Regions from separate parts of the Homo sapiens genome. Here region 2 is linked to region 1. A link is a contact called in ENCODE Hi-C or POLR2A ChIA-PET data. All regions are on one chromosome and are shown on one strand. The core of a region is the stretch at or near the end of the contact, and the rest is flanking DNA. Distances in the headings are between cores, read along the strand shown.

Region 1 (7,551 bases), core at 2,599-5,098:
GTAACATGATTTTGGCTGAATGGAAATTGCTGCTTGCAACAAGAATAGGATATTGACTATTTTCACACAGTTCTTCCACCAGAGATGATGTGGTAACTCATTTCTCCTACCTTACCACATTTGAACCAGAGAGCCCCCTACAAAGGGTCCTGAAATGAATGTGAGCATCACTTGACAAGTTTATGTGACTAACGTGCTCAGTCTGCCATAGGCTCAAACACACAGGCAAATGTAGGCACTGAGATCAGGTGGCCATATTCATCTCTCAGGTGCCTAGCCTGGGATCCAGAAATGCTTACATTAATATTTAAGGTTATCATCAAAATGAAAACACATGATTAGAATCTTGTACTAAAGAGCTAGAACTAGTAGACCTTTAAAAGTTCTTCAACAAGCACCAGTTTGATAAACACTGTTCTAAATTGTGGTTAAAGCTTTTGGTAGTTAACGAGGTAGGAGAAAACATTAAAGAAATTGGGGTTGTTTCACCTGATGGAAAAAGATGAAAGGTGTCAACTTACTATCAGTCAATTATCAGATATTTATTAAGAAATTATAGAATACCTCAGCATTGCACTTGGTTCCCTGGGGATTTCATGACTCTTTTAATATCTTCACTACCCTTAGGAAATGTAGATTCTATGTGCTTTAAAAATAATCATTAAACAATAATCAAGCAATTAGCAAGAATACATAATGACCATGTGTTTTACAAACATTCAAAGTACATTAGCGCACAGAGACTGGAGAAATCAGTAAGATTCAGGGTAACCAGAGAATGTACCATTACTGAGAGTATAATTTCTGTTGGAATTTGAAGTGTAGACACAATTTTAGTAGAGAAGTATTTGTTGCTTTAGAGGAAGGCATCTAAGATTTATTCACTACACATTGGTAGATATTCTTTTAGGAAATATATTCTTTAATTCTGACCATAACCTTTAAGGTAAGTATTATTATCCCTATTTTCCAGAAGAAGAAACCAATAATGATGATAACAAGAATAACTAACATTTATTGAAAAGCTAGGCAATTGACTGAAGTCTTAAATGGATTACCATACATAGCTTTTACAGAAACTCCAAGAAATAGGAAAGAAGTTGTCATGGTCTGAATATTTACATCTCCCCAAATTTATATGTTGAAAGTCTGTCACAGTCCATTGGAGCTGCTGTGACAAATACCATAAACTGATTAGCTTATAAACAATAGAAATATATCTCTCACAGTTCTGAGGCTGGGAAGCCCAAGATCAAGGTACCAGCAATGTTCAATGTCTAGTGAAGGCCTGTTCCTCACAGAGGGTGACTTCTTGCTATGACCCCACATTTAATTCATTTAATATCTGGATACTGAGGAAAAGGATAGCTAGCTCTCTGGGGTCTCTTTAATAAGGGCACTAATCCCAATCATGAAGGCTACATTCTCATGACTCAATCACTTCCCAAAGGCTCCACCTCCTAATATCATCACATTGGGAACTAGGATGTCAACACATGGATATTAGAAGGACACAAACATTCTGCCTTCTGCCGTGTGAGGACACAGGGAGAAGGCAGCTGTGCTTAACAGAGCCATGTGAGCAGAGGCAGTGGTGTGAATTAGATCTGTCTGGCAGATATTAAAAGTCAGACCTGCTAGTGAAAGATAAGGCTGGAGACTTCAGTGAGGCAGGGTGATATGATGGACAACCTTGAAAGCCAGGCAGAGGAACCTGAGTTTACCTTGTGGTCCTGGTATTCAGGGAAGTGAAGAGTTTTAATGAAAAGAATGCCGATCAGTTATTTTCCTTGTATATGGAGAGAATACAGAAAAATAAATTAAACTAGAAAAGCAAACATTTTAGTTGAACATGAAACATTTTAAAACTAATACTTAAGCAATGGATGATGAAGTAAAGAGGATCCTATAGAAGAGGCTCCAATTTGTGAACATCTTCTAAGCCAAGGGATTCAGTGACCCATCCACTTCTGGCTGGATATTGATCCAGATGACCTGGATTATCCTTAAATTCTAGTCTTTCTTGATTTTTTATTTTGTTCTTCTTCCATCATTCACTTGACATTTGTATACTGAGGATCACCTTCTGGTATTATAAAAACTTAAGTTATTTCACCTCTTTGCTCAATTTCTTTAACTATGTCAGTGCTCCCCAAGCTTCAGCCAAAGACCATCAAGGACACACATGTGATGGAACAAAGTGGGATTTATTAACTTGTTGCAACAAGGGGCACTGAACACCATGGGGGAATTGTGGGCTGTCTCAATAAGAAGGTGTTAGGAATAACTTCTAGTATTTGAGGCTGTGCTAGATAACTTAAGGTTAGCACTCAACTGGGTGCTATTCAGAAGTGGGAGTAATTCTGTGAGTATTTTGTGAATCCTATCTAGAGGGAAGGAAGAACAGAGGGAGGATAAAGCTATGATTAATAAGGAGGCAGTGTTCATTCATATTAGCCAGGAAATGGGAGGTTGGGGTAGTTTTGTGGTCTACACAAAACCCGCTATGGTTTTGTCTGCGCTTAGACATTACAGGGTAGTCTCTTTTTTTCTGTTTCATTCATCACTGGTTCAGAGTGACCTTGTCTAATTTAGTGTCCTATGAGATTATTTATGTTCCATAGGAAAAAAATATGGCCCTGCTGTTAGGCCAGTTCCTAGCAACACCGAGGACAGGCCAGTTAGTTAGCGCCTAGCCAGGTCTCTATGTTAAGGCCTGCCGTTCTCTTTTTTACCTGTGATCTGTGTCTCTGTTAATTGGAATGGGAGCCTTAAATGGGCCAGGCAAGGAGTTTATCTTAACTCTACCCCTTACTGACTGTGTGATCTCGTGCACATTTTTAACTGTCTTCAAGACAGTTTGCTCTTTCATGAAATGGAATAATGCTTACCCCCCATAGAGCTGTTGTGAAAATTAAATGAAAAAACAAAACATAAAAAGCCTGGCACATAGTAATTTCTCAATAAGTCACTGCAATTTTTATTATTTGCCTGAATATTTGGCATGACACTCAATGTGTAAGTGCCCAGTTGAAATAGTTTCCTTATCTTTTCTTTGAAGGTGAGAAGGCTAAGTTCCTTTTATATACAAAAATGTGTTCTGTCGAACACTATCACTGCAAGGCCATTTACTAAAAATGTTTATGGGATGGAATCTTTTTCAGCACTTGCTGTCACCTCAGCGGGCCCCAGAGAGGCTTATTCAGCTGGCAGAGGGCAATCTGAATACACTCGTGACCGAAATGAACGAGCTGCTGACCAGGGTAAGGTGGCAAAATTATGAATCTTCTGAAAGCAGATAGATTATGTCAATGAAGGAAAATTACTTCAAAGTTCTGAAATGCAAATCACCTTCTTCCTAATTCCCAATTTGGTATATAAAATAGATGTATTCTGACTTGCTAATTCTGCTTCAAATCAAATCATAGAAATCAGTAGCACGCAGAAAAATTGGGGATACCTGGAAATTGTCAATGGCTAAAAAGTCCAGAATGACAGTGTATTTTGAGAACTTTATTCAGTAGCCTCCGTGGTAAAGTTTGTATCTGTTCTGATTTCCAAAAGCACTATCTTTGATTGTGTAAAGAGAAAGAAAAACAAATGAAAATGCTTGTGGTCTCTTTCATCTCATCGTGGGATTTTTGCATTAGTATAGAAATACAGTGTAAATCAGTCTTTCCACACAAAAGAGGAAATCTTCTCTATTGTGAGACTCCAAAGTGCTTAAGACACTTTTTAAAGTCAGAATGTAAAGTCCATGTTGCATTTATCAGGCTTTTTAAAGAATTGGAAATTTTAAATTTTCAAAACTGCGATGGTATTAAAAACTTTTTGCAGTTAGAGAATGAAGAAAACAACATAAAGCCCGCCATCTTGTGGCCAGAAATATGCATGAAGCTAGAAACGGGGCTGCAAAGTACGGATTTAATTTGATTATCTAAGAGCTTTAAATGATAAAGAGTATTGGAGCTAGAAGGTTCCTGGGGATTATCGAGTCCACTTTGTATTTTAAAGAAGAGCTGCCTCGGGCCATGACAGTGAAACGAATTAACAATGGCCATACAATTTGCTAAACTCAGGGACTTAAGCTGGACCCAGTCTCAAGATTCCCACTGGCCCAGTACTTTTTCTACATAGCCTGCTGTCGGTTTAGGAAAATATCCACAGGAAAATCAAATAGGCTTCTGAGCACATAATGCTAAACAACGGCCCTGATGTTACAATAGCATACTAAACACTTTTTCAGAATCTCATAGCAACAATATAGAATGTACAGATACAACACGGAGTTTCTTGCCAAATGTATGTAGACATTAGATTAAATTGAGTGCATTTATCTCATATTAATTTAATATGAAATAATTCATATTTGTTATAAATAAGAATTTTCTAACAGGTCATGGTAGAATAAATCAATTTAACAAGCACACATAAATGTTCATAACATACAAAGCCTAAGTTACGTGTTGGCAGATGAAAAATATGAATGAGGCTCAATCTGTCTTCAAAGAACTTTGAGATGTGTGTGTGTGTGTGTGTGTGTGTGTGTGTGTACATCAGCATTTAAGTGTATGGAGGACCATATTAGACAACTGCATGCAGGTATATAATAAAACATGAAATAAAATAAAGTCGGAAGAAATTCTGGAGAAATATTTAATAATAGAATAATTTCATCTGCTTAGGGGTAATTAGAAAAAATTTCATGTAATAAATGGCATTTCATTCATTCATTCACTTAACTAATACTTTTTGGGAGTCTCTCATGTTCTAGGAATTATGACACTGGGGATAGAAGTGTGAGCAAAACTGCGCAGTCCTTGCCCTCATTGGCTTAGTATAGTCTAATGATCTGACGTTAGAGACACAAAAAGTATTTCTTTTTTTTTTTTTTTTTGAGACAGAGTCTTGCTCTGTCGCCGAGGCTGGAGTGCAGTGGTGCGATCTTGGCTCACTGCAACCTCCGCCTCCCGGGTTCAAGTGATTTTCCTGCCTCAGCCTCCCAAGTAGCTGGGATTACAGGTGTGTGCCACCACACCTGGCTAATTTTTTTTGTATTTTTAGTAGAGACGGGTTTCACCATGTTCGTCAGGCTGGTCTTGAACTCCTGACCTTGTGATTCGCCTGCCTTGGCCTCCCAAAATGCTGGGATTACAGGCATGAGCCACCGCACCTGGCCACAAGAAGTATTTCATTAAGAGTGTCAGATCTTTATTATGTCTCAACCTATACTCTTTACCCTTTCCAGCAGATTGTCTCATGCTATGTTTTTTAAACAGACTTTATTTTTTAGAACAGCTTAAAGTTCAAAGAAAAATTGAGTGTAAAGTTCAGAGTGTTCTCATATCTACTCCCTGCCCCCACAACCTTCCCCACCAGAATGGTACATTTATTATAGTCGATAAACCTAAGTTGACACCTCCTCATCACCCAAAGTCCATAGTTTACATTAGGGTTCCCTCTTGGTATTGTACATTCTATGGGTTTGGAAAAATGCATTATGACATGTGTCCACCGTTGTTGTAAAATATAGAAAAGTTTTACTGCCCGAAAACTCCTCTATGCTTCACCTATTCATACCTCCCTCTTCCTTGACCCCTGGCAACCACTCATATTTTTACTACATCCATAGTTTTGCCTTTTTTGGAATATATAGCTGGAATCATACAGTGTGGTACTTTTTCATATTAGCTTCTTTCCCTTGGTAATATACACTTAAGGTTTCTCCATATTTTTTCATGACTTTATAGCTCATTTCTTTGTAGTGTTGAATAATATTTCATTGTTTAGACATATCACTGTTTACTTATTCATTCCCCTACTGAAGGACATCTTGGTTGCTTCCAAATTTTGGCAGCATGAATCAAGTTGCTGTAAACATCTTTGTGCAGACTTTTGTGTGGACTTAAGTTTTCAACCTATTTGGGTGAATATAAAGGAGCATGATTGCTGGATGGTATGGTAAGAGTATATTTAGTTTTGAAAGAAATTACCAAAATGTATTCCAAATGGTCTTTTCTATTTTGCATTCCCACCGGCAATAAATGAGAGTTTCTGTTGCTCCACATCCTCAATAGCATTTGGTGTTTTTAGTGTTTGGATTTTGTCATTCTAATAAGTGTGTATGGTATCTCATTCTTGTTTTAGTTTGCAATTCCTTAATGACATATGATGTCGAGCATCTTTTCATATGCTTATTTGCCATCTGTATATCTTCTTTGGTAAGGTGTCTATTTAGGTCTTTTTCCATTTTTTCATTGGGTTGTTTTCTTGTCGAATTCAGAGTTTTTTGTATATTTTGGGTAATAGTCCTTTATCAGATATGTCTTTTGCCATTATTTGCTTCCCCTCTGTGGCTTGTCTTGTTCTCTTGAGAAGTGTCTTTCACAGAGCAGAAGTTTTTAATTGTAACGAAGCCCAGCTTATCAATTAGGTTTCTCCTTGTTGAGCCTTTGGTGTTGTATCTAAAGACTCATTGCCATATCCACGGTCATCTAGATTTTCTCCTATGCTATCTTCTAGGAGCGTTACAGTTTTGCATTTTACACTTAGGTCTATAATCCATTTTTAGTTAATTCCAATACTATTTTAAAATAAACTTTTTACTTTACAGTAGTTTTAGATTTCAAAAAACTTGCAAAGAGAGTACCAAGAGCCTTCACATACTCCATTCCCAGTCTCCCCATTGTTAACATCTTACATTAGCATGGTACATGTGTCATATACATGTTATATACATGTGTCATATACATATTAGCTCATATACATGAGCTAATAATATTGAAATATTACCATTAACCCAAGACTGTATTCATATTTTTTCAGTGTTTACTGAATGTTTTTTTACTGTTTCAGGATCCCATGCAGGATACTACATTACATTTAGCCATTGTGTCTTCTTAGGGTTCCTCTAGACTGTGACGACACTGTCAAAAATACTGTAACAGTGTTTCTGATGACTTTGAGAGTTTGGACAGGTTCATGTGTTTGGTAAGCTGTCCCTCAATTGGGGTTTGCCTCATATCTTTCTCATGATTAGAATGGAATTATGAGTTTTTGTGGGAAAAACTTCAGAGGTAAAGTACCATTTTCATCACATCAAGAACCCATGTGACCAATATGACTTATTACTGTGGATATTGACCCTGATCACCTGACTAACATAGTGTTTGCCAGATTTTTCCACTGTAAAGTTACTCTTTTATGCCCTTTTCATACTCTAATACTATTTTTATCTGCCCATTCTTCAGATTCAGTAACATAAAAGGCGCAGAAATAGGACTACTGAAAGCAAAGATCACTTTGATGGGTTGAGAAGGGGGAGGAAATGTAAATACTCATTAATTACTTTTTTCCTACCATATTTATAATTACAAATATATCTTCCATGCAGACCATAAATACTCAAGTCAACATGACCAATTCTCTCTTTCCCTGTGGTCAAGCTGCATGACAATCAAAAGGTGAATTAATACAGATGGAATTATAATTAGAGAGTTAGATGGTTTCATTATCCAAAATCAGGCTAAGCACGCTAATGCCTCTATCTCA
Region 2 (7,551 bases), core at 1,642-4,141, 240 kb before region 1:
GATATTTTTAAATGATATCTCACCATCTGTGTACATCACAATGTTGAGCTACAAATGTGGTGGCTCTAACAAAATTTTAAGTATGAAGTCAGATGTATAGAGGATCCCTTCTCCATCACGTTCTTCTGTTTTTCATTTCCCGCTTCTCACAAACTACTCCCCAGATGTCAATAATTCTACAATCTCCTCTTCCTACAACCTTCGTGTTGGTCCTTAGTCGTCTACTCTGATCTCAACCGCAAAAGTCAGGGGATGAGACTATAGGCCATCCCCAGAGCAACAGCCTCAGCACCTCAGCACAGATCTGGAGGGGATTTGAGCTAGAAAGAACTCTGACCTTACTCTTTTTTTTTTTTTTTTGAGACAGAGTCTCGCTCTGTCACCCAGGCTGGAGTGCAGTGGCACAATCTCGGCTCACTGCAAGCTCCACCTCCCGGGTTCATGCCATTCTCCCACCTCAGCCTCCTGAGTAGCTAGGACTACAGGCGCCCGCCACCACGCCTGGCTAATTTTTTGTATTTTTAGTAGAGACGGGGTTTCACTGTGTTAGCCAGGATGGTCTCGATCTCCTGACCTCGTGATCGGCCCGCCTCGGCCTCCCAAAGTGCTGGGATTACAGGCGTGAGCCACCGCACCAGCCTCTGACCTTACTCTTAATTGCTTGCATGAAAATTGGATATGGATAAGAATGCAAACCCAAGAACATGTCCTGCTTTCCTTGATGCACATTCTCCTATTGATGTTCAGTGACCTTAGCATTTCCAGAAGCACCTCTTTATTGTGGATGGAAACTTACTTATTCATGTTGTCTCAGGCTGTCCAGGTTGGTAACAGGTAACTGCTATAAAGGGTGGAGCACATCCTGCTAAATGGAGAGATCCAGTGTCATTTACATTTTTTTTAACTCTTTCAAGGGTAATGGCAACTAACAATAGTTTCTCCTGTGTGCTAGATATTGTTCTAATCATTTTACATAAATTATTTCTTTTAATCCACCAAACAGCACTATAAGATAGATATTATTTTTATTTACCTTTGTTAGAGAAAACTGAGGTATAGAGAGATTAAGTAAATTGTCTAAATTCACACAGATAGTAAGTGGAGGAGCCAGAATTTGAACACAAGCAATTTGTCTCCAACAAATTTGATCTTAAACTATGGTTAACTCTCTGAACACACACACAAACACACATACGTACATGCAATCACACAAAGTATCAGGCACATGGGGATAGACAATATTAGAAAAGCATATACATACAAACATCCTTACAGTTGTACACATAGACTCAGGTTTATAAACCCACTGAAGTGAAGACTCATCATTTATGAAAATATACAATTTTGTTCTGCAAAATAATTTAATTTTTTAAAATTCCTTGTGCAATGAGAAAAGATCAGAGAGGCCTACAGTTTCCTTTTACAGAGCTAGGCCAGGGGCTGTATTTAGAGTAATTGAACACATGATTTTACTTGAATGCGGAGAAACTTGACCAACTGTGAATATGCAATTTCACTCTACAGATGAAATAAAATTAAACGGGGCAAAAGTAAAGAAGAATGGAGACTAGGTAAAGTGATGGAAAGAGACACCAAAAAATTAGTCATGTGAAAGCAAAACTAAGAGGAGAGGGAAAGGTGGCAAAAGAAGGGAACATTCAGAGAATGTTGATATATTGAGAGGTGAGAATAGGGAGTTGGTAGGCAAGTGTCAGAGTGTGGGAGGATGGTGACAGTCACTAGGAACTCCAGTTTGCATACACACAATGTTAAGAACATTAGAAATTAGCTAGCCAATGGAATGCTCAGTCTTGAAGAGCTTGTGTCTCTGCTTAAACTCCTGTATGCATTAGTATGATTCCATAAATTTAAAGTCTCTGACATCTTGAGTTTTAAGCTTTCTGAACATTAAATCAGTGGAGGCTGCTAGTAGCTATCCTGAAATGCTGCTTCTATACATATGAGTAAAAATCCAAATTAATGTATTTATACAGCTTTTCATTTGTGTACTCGTAAAATACACACACACACAGAGACAATTCAACACACACACACACACGCGCACACACAATTCAACTTTTCTCTGAAGAACCTTTGAGTCAGAGAATGAGAATGAAGGAGACTGAATTTCTCTTTTAAGTTCCTGTCTAGGTTTTGTTCCAATCTAATGACACAGGATCTGGCACTGTATTTAGACCTCCTGCTCCAAGATTTTATTTTTATTTTAAACAAGTGTTCCCACACGGGGACTGAAAACAAAACAGGAAAATGTTGCTTAAGTTTTCCTTTGAGCTGCTGTTATCTGACTTTCAAGTGTACTGATTGTTCCGTCTCACCAATGTAGGTCATTGTACTCTCAGTTACTTTGTTTTCTATCGGAACTTTCTCTAGCAGCTCTCCACATTAAGGGAGATCATGTTATTTCACATATTTATTTTTGTTATTAACATATTTTCTTCATCTCCCTATAATTTGAGGTTTTAGCACTTTCTTCTTTGTAGAATTTACCATAAAGCATACGTATTTTTGAAAACTAGGGAATAGCTTTTACTTACTAAAGTACTTAAGTACTAAACCTATCATAACCAATTTCATTTATTAAGATGTTAGTAAGACTTTAGGAGTTGTTGGTTCTTTTCCGGAGAATAATGCTTTAGCCCAGCAGTCCCCAACCTTTTTGGTACCAGGGATTGGTTTTGTGGAAGACAGTTTTTCCATGGAATTGACAGGGGGGATGGGGAGTGGGGATGGGTTTCCAGATGAAACTGTTTTACCTCATATCATCAAGCATTAGTTAGAGTCTCATAAGGAGCCTGCAAGCTAGGTCCCTCACATGCACAGTTTACAATAGGGCTTGTGCTCCTTTGAGAACCTAATGCCACAGCTGCTGATCTGACAGGAGGTGGAGCTCAGACACCTCCTTCTGTGCAGCCTGGTTCCTAACAGGCCACAGATAGTACTGGTCCATGGCCCAGCAGTTGGGGACCCCTGCTTTAGCCCTCAACTCTTAGGCATGTTTCAGTTCTGATTTTGGTCAGCATAGAGCTTTCCTTCTATTTACCAGGAGGGTCTCTACTGATATGGATCAATGGCAGGAGGTGATATTGGGTCTGGAACTATCCTTTGGCTTAGTGACATTTGTACTCTAATCTGCCTCACTCCTGCCCCTTCTCAGGGGACCTGGGCACCGTCGGATCCCATGACAGGTCCTACATGGTGACCTAGGGCACGGTAAAAAGTCTACCCCAGGAAGCCTAGAATGGATAGAATACAAATTCATCCAACACAAATTCATGAAGAAAAGCCAAGATCTGCAGAAAATCAAACAGTAAAGACTATTCCAGAAGAGCAACAGGAGGACGATAAAGAGGAGATGGAGTTAAAATACTGGGTCTGTCATAGACAGGATTGGAATGGAATCCCAAATCAGATGATAGAATGAAGGGAAGGTACATGGAATAGACTCTCACTAGTGGTGAGCTTTCGGTCACTACAAGTCTTCAAAAGGGGCCTAGATGACCAGTTCTTTTTCATCCAACAAATGCTTATTGAACCCTTCCTCTGTGGGTAGTGATGGGCACATTCAGTGAATTCAGACTGGAATCGAACACATTGTAACCATTAAATGAGTTAATCTTATATGAGTTCATACATACAGATCACATGCAAGAGTGTCTCATATCCAGTAAGTTTGCAAGAATAACTACTATTGTTTTTGTGTACAAGATCTTGTGTATTGTAATTTCTGAAATAGCAATGAGGTTGGAATACATGACTAATGATTTTATCCTCTTATGATATCTCTGGTTGGGGCACACCCAAAACAAAATTTGGAGCAATGCAAATGTTCGAGGAGAGTGAGAGAACTTCCTTCTGGTGTTTTTCTCTAATGACTTGCTCTGAAGCTACTCCTCTTAGATTCTTTCCTAGCTGTGTATTCCTATATAGTCTTAGCTTAACAGCACAAAGATTTAACAGTGGTGTCTGCATTTGATAAAATGTAAATGAGAAGCTCCCAAAAGAGATTGAGAAGCTCTATTTTGACAACTCTTCTTTTATCTGTGTAATTATTATATACTTTAACTGAAGAAAGAAAAACACAAAGATAAATACAATATTTCAACTTCGAGTACTTTTTAAAAATTATTTGAAAGCATTTAAAAATAGATGTAAAATGAACTCCTGTATGTCAAATTCCTTTCAGAGAAAAAAAAAAGTGAGAGGGAAGGGGGAAATTTGCATTTAGTAATTTTTTTTGTTTTTTTGAAAATTTCAGGCACTTAGTAATCACTGTTCCTTTTGTACGTCATGCCCAATGGGAACGATACCAGGATCTTTCACTCAATTCTGTGGATTACAGGTCACCCACCTGGGCATGTTTCAGATGAAACTAACCTAAGCTCATCTTGAGTAAGGGGCTTAGAAGTAAATGCTTTGTTGGTTGCTTTGAGTTGTACAAAGCAGGACGACCACCAGAGGCTTTCTAAGAAAAAGAATCATAGAGACTTTGATAAAATTGGAACTCCTAAAGCAGCTAAGGCTTTGCTTCTATTTTTGATCATTTTTAAAAAGTTAGTTCTTCTGGTGTTTGGTAGTTCCATAGTAGTTAGAAAGCACTGCCACATGAAATCTGCTATTGGTAGAAAAAGAAAATGTTACAGCCAACTCTGATACAACATGAGAGAGAGACAGAGAGAGAGAGAGAAGGGAGAGAAGAGACATGTTCTTCTTTGACCAGCAGGAAAAAAAAAAAAGCTGCACAAACCTTTTAACTAGTTTCACTAGCAGAAAAGAAAAATAAAAATATAAAATAGCAAATAATCTTTAAAGAAAACTGATTTTCTTATTATGCTGAAATTTATTAAAGACTGTTGTGTTGACTGAAGAATATGTTTAAATATTTTGTGGAAGGCAAAGCTTTCATTCAGGAATGACAAGTGCAAGGACTGTAATTCTAAAGAAATTAAAGAAAAGAAGAATGGCAATTTAAGTTCAGGGACAATTGGAATCAAGCAGTAATGATTTACAGCTTTTTAAAATTTTCAGGCACTTAGTGGTCAGTGTTCCTTTTATGCGTTATGACCAGTGGGAAGGATACCAGGATCTTCCATTCAGTTATTATGGGTTACAGGTCACCCATCCGTGACCTGTGGTCACAGTGTTAGGTATCGAAAGCATAATACCTTCTTATCTAAGAAGGAAAGACCTGTTAAGTCTAAGCTTAGGGGTAGAGTTGTCAACGATACAGTCATATTTGTTGAACAGTTCAAGTTGCCATTTCTTGTATTCTTGGAAGAGGTAAGTTAAAGAAGGTTGTGCACAGTTCTTGACATTTTATTATTACAGCACTACCTTTCAAGCCACTCAGTAGTCATCGGACATGTAAGAGTGGTTGTTCTATTTGGTCGTGTAAATTTCTAGTGACAGTAGGAAAAAAAAAAAAGACCTTTATTAAAGACCTTCCAAACTAATTCAGTGCCCTACATGCTGCATGAAAATGAGGACTTTCCAGTTCTGAGTAGAAGGAATATTAAGGCACCTGAAGGGACAAATCCATTTATAAAATTATTTTTCTTTTTGTGATAAAAATATAAATGGCTCTGCTAGTATACTAAAAAATATAAATGGCTCTACTAGTATATTTAATAATCCTTCATTGATTTACCTAAACGTATGAAGATACCCATATAATATTTTTAAAAATAAGTTATTGTAGCTCTAAAATAATTTATTAGACTAGAATAAATAAATTTATACTAGAATTTATGATGAACAGTCAATAAATGGAATTAAAAATATAGGTAAAATACAGTTAAAATATATACAAATTTTAAGTGATACATGCAATGCACAAATTGTAAATGTTTGATTGAGGAAAGAGCTAATTCATTGGAAGCTCTAGTCCAGTCTATAGTATTTGGGGACTGCTATTGATATGTTCATTCAACAAATAATTACTGATAATATAGTATGTACTGAAATCATTATGCTAAACACTGAGGGTTTACAATAAATAAGAAAATGTATAACCTCATTGAACTTAAATCTAGTAGCAGACACAAGCAAGTAAATTGGCAATAAAAATAGGGGGAGTCAAGGGAGTTTGGATAAATTATAGAAGAAGCTCCTAGACAGTCCATGGAGGTATTTGTGGGAGGATGGAATTGGCAACACAGCTGAGATTTTAAAGATATATAAAGTACATCTGTGTAAATGGCAAGCAGTGAGAACACAGAAAAGGTGTTTGAGGAAAGGGCCTAAAGATAAGATAGACCATGACACAGAAAGGAAAGTAAAAATGATTCAGTGACCATCTAGTAGATATCCAATACATATATTTGAGTGAATGAGTGATAGACTGACTATATGAATGGGAAATATTGAAATATAAAGAGGAAGGCCAGAGATAAAGCTCTGAAAGGTAAGCATATATTTTAAGACTTCAGAGTACCTAATTTTCTGAATATGCAAATGAGCAGTATTAGAATTAATAAAAATAACCCTAAAAATGAGAACTCTTGGTTGGAGAAAATAACAAAATATGAAGTAAAGGAAAATTGACAGAATACTTCAAAAACTGTGCCTGATATAATTGGAAATAATGCCTGGAAACAGATTGAGTCCATAATCCTGTATGTGTTCATTAAGGCCAGGAAGATTCTTGGTAAGGAAATGTCTAGTCTGAAAGGTCTAAAGATTTTATTAATCTGTATAATAAATTATATCTTATGAAACTCTTGTCATTTATCCAGTATATTTGAATTACCCGTGCATTACTGTTTCATATATTCATGGTACTTTCATATTTTATAACATTTAAAAATATTTCAATATTCCATTGATTTGAATAAGATTCTTTAAATTACAGTGAAAGCTTTCTGATAAGGTATGGTAAGATTATTTTTCAGTAATTATGCTGATACATATAATAAAGCTACTGACAATTCATAAAGATGATAATACACTTAGTACAAACTGAGCTTCAATGGGATTACTAAATGAGTATGTGAGGACAGAGCAGAGGAAAAGGCCAAGGGTTGAGCACTGTGGTGCTCTATTATGAGAAAGTTAGGAAGGATTAAAGTTGGCACTGAAGGGGATTGAGAAGGAGTAGCTGAAGCGGTAGAAGGAAAACAAGAACAGTGTGTCCTGGAAGTCAGTGGAGTAATCACTTGTCTCAAATGCTGCTAATAGGTCAAATATGGTGAGAACTGAGAACTGGACATTTCATTTAGTAATGTGAAGGACGTTGGTGACTTTCCCAAGAGCAGTTTCAGTGGAATGGAGGAAGACCAATGGAATAATAGGAGCATTGTGGAGGAATAAACCAAAATGTACCTATTTACCATCCAGAGCCAGACTCAGAGCCTTTACTCTGTGCTAGAAACACAATGACCAATTGTTGCATTGTTCCCTTTCCTTGAGCTTTCTACAGCTCACCTCGCTTCTTCAAACATGTACAATCAGACCTCTGAATCTGTGGATTCCACATCCATGGATTCAACTGACTGCAGAAGAAAAATGTTAGAAAAAAATCTGCATCTGTACCGA

What was found. Hi-C counts contacts between places; a loop is a spot of excess contacts on that map. ChIA-PET counts read pairs that join two places held with the same protein, here RNA polymerase II (POLR2A). Pooled maps may share reads with other maps.
Region 2: a map of dorsolateral prefrontal cortex shows a loop between it and region 1 (11-fold over the local background). The contact joins two enhancer-like sites. A Hi-C loop is called at or near these places in 3 of 168 maps with a recorded cell type or tissue (PC-3, dorsolateral prefrontal cortex and posterior cingulate gyrus) and 13 of 50 pooled maps. POLR2A ChIA-PET finds 5 or more read pairs at or near these places in 1 of 52 experiments (Panc1).

What each region holds. Positions count from the first base shown.
Region 1 is chr6:129,366,728-129,374,278 of GRCh38, forward strand. It overlaps LAMA2 (laminin subunit alpha 2), which reads left to right. Exons shown (of 65, transcript NM_000426.4): 34 at 3,165-3,263. Among named protein-coding and RNA genes, the nearest start is that of ARHGAP18, 340 kb to the right of the region's middle. RefSeq lists an enhancer at 3,764-4,273. Within about 2 kb of position 3,849, at least 4 of the 41 ENCODE cell types and tissues checked have a DNase peak (open chromatin) inside an H3K27ac peak, as active enhancers do; they include dorsolateral prefrontal cortex, where a contact is called at or near this core.
Region 2 is chr6:129,131,825-129,139,375 of GRCh38, forward strand. The region is part of intron 4 of LAMA2 (laminin subunit alpha 2); the gene reads left to right. Among named protein-coding and RNA genes, the nearest start is that of LAMA2, 250 kb to the left of the region's middle. Within about 2 kb of position 2,892, at least 5 of the 41 ENCODE cell types and tissues checked have a DNase peak (open chromatin) inside an H3K27ac peak, as active enhancers do; they include dorsolateral prefrontal cortex, where a contact is called at or near this core.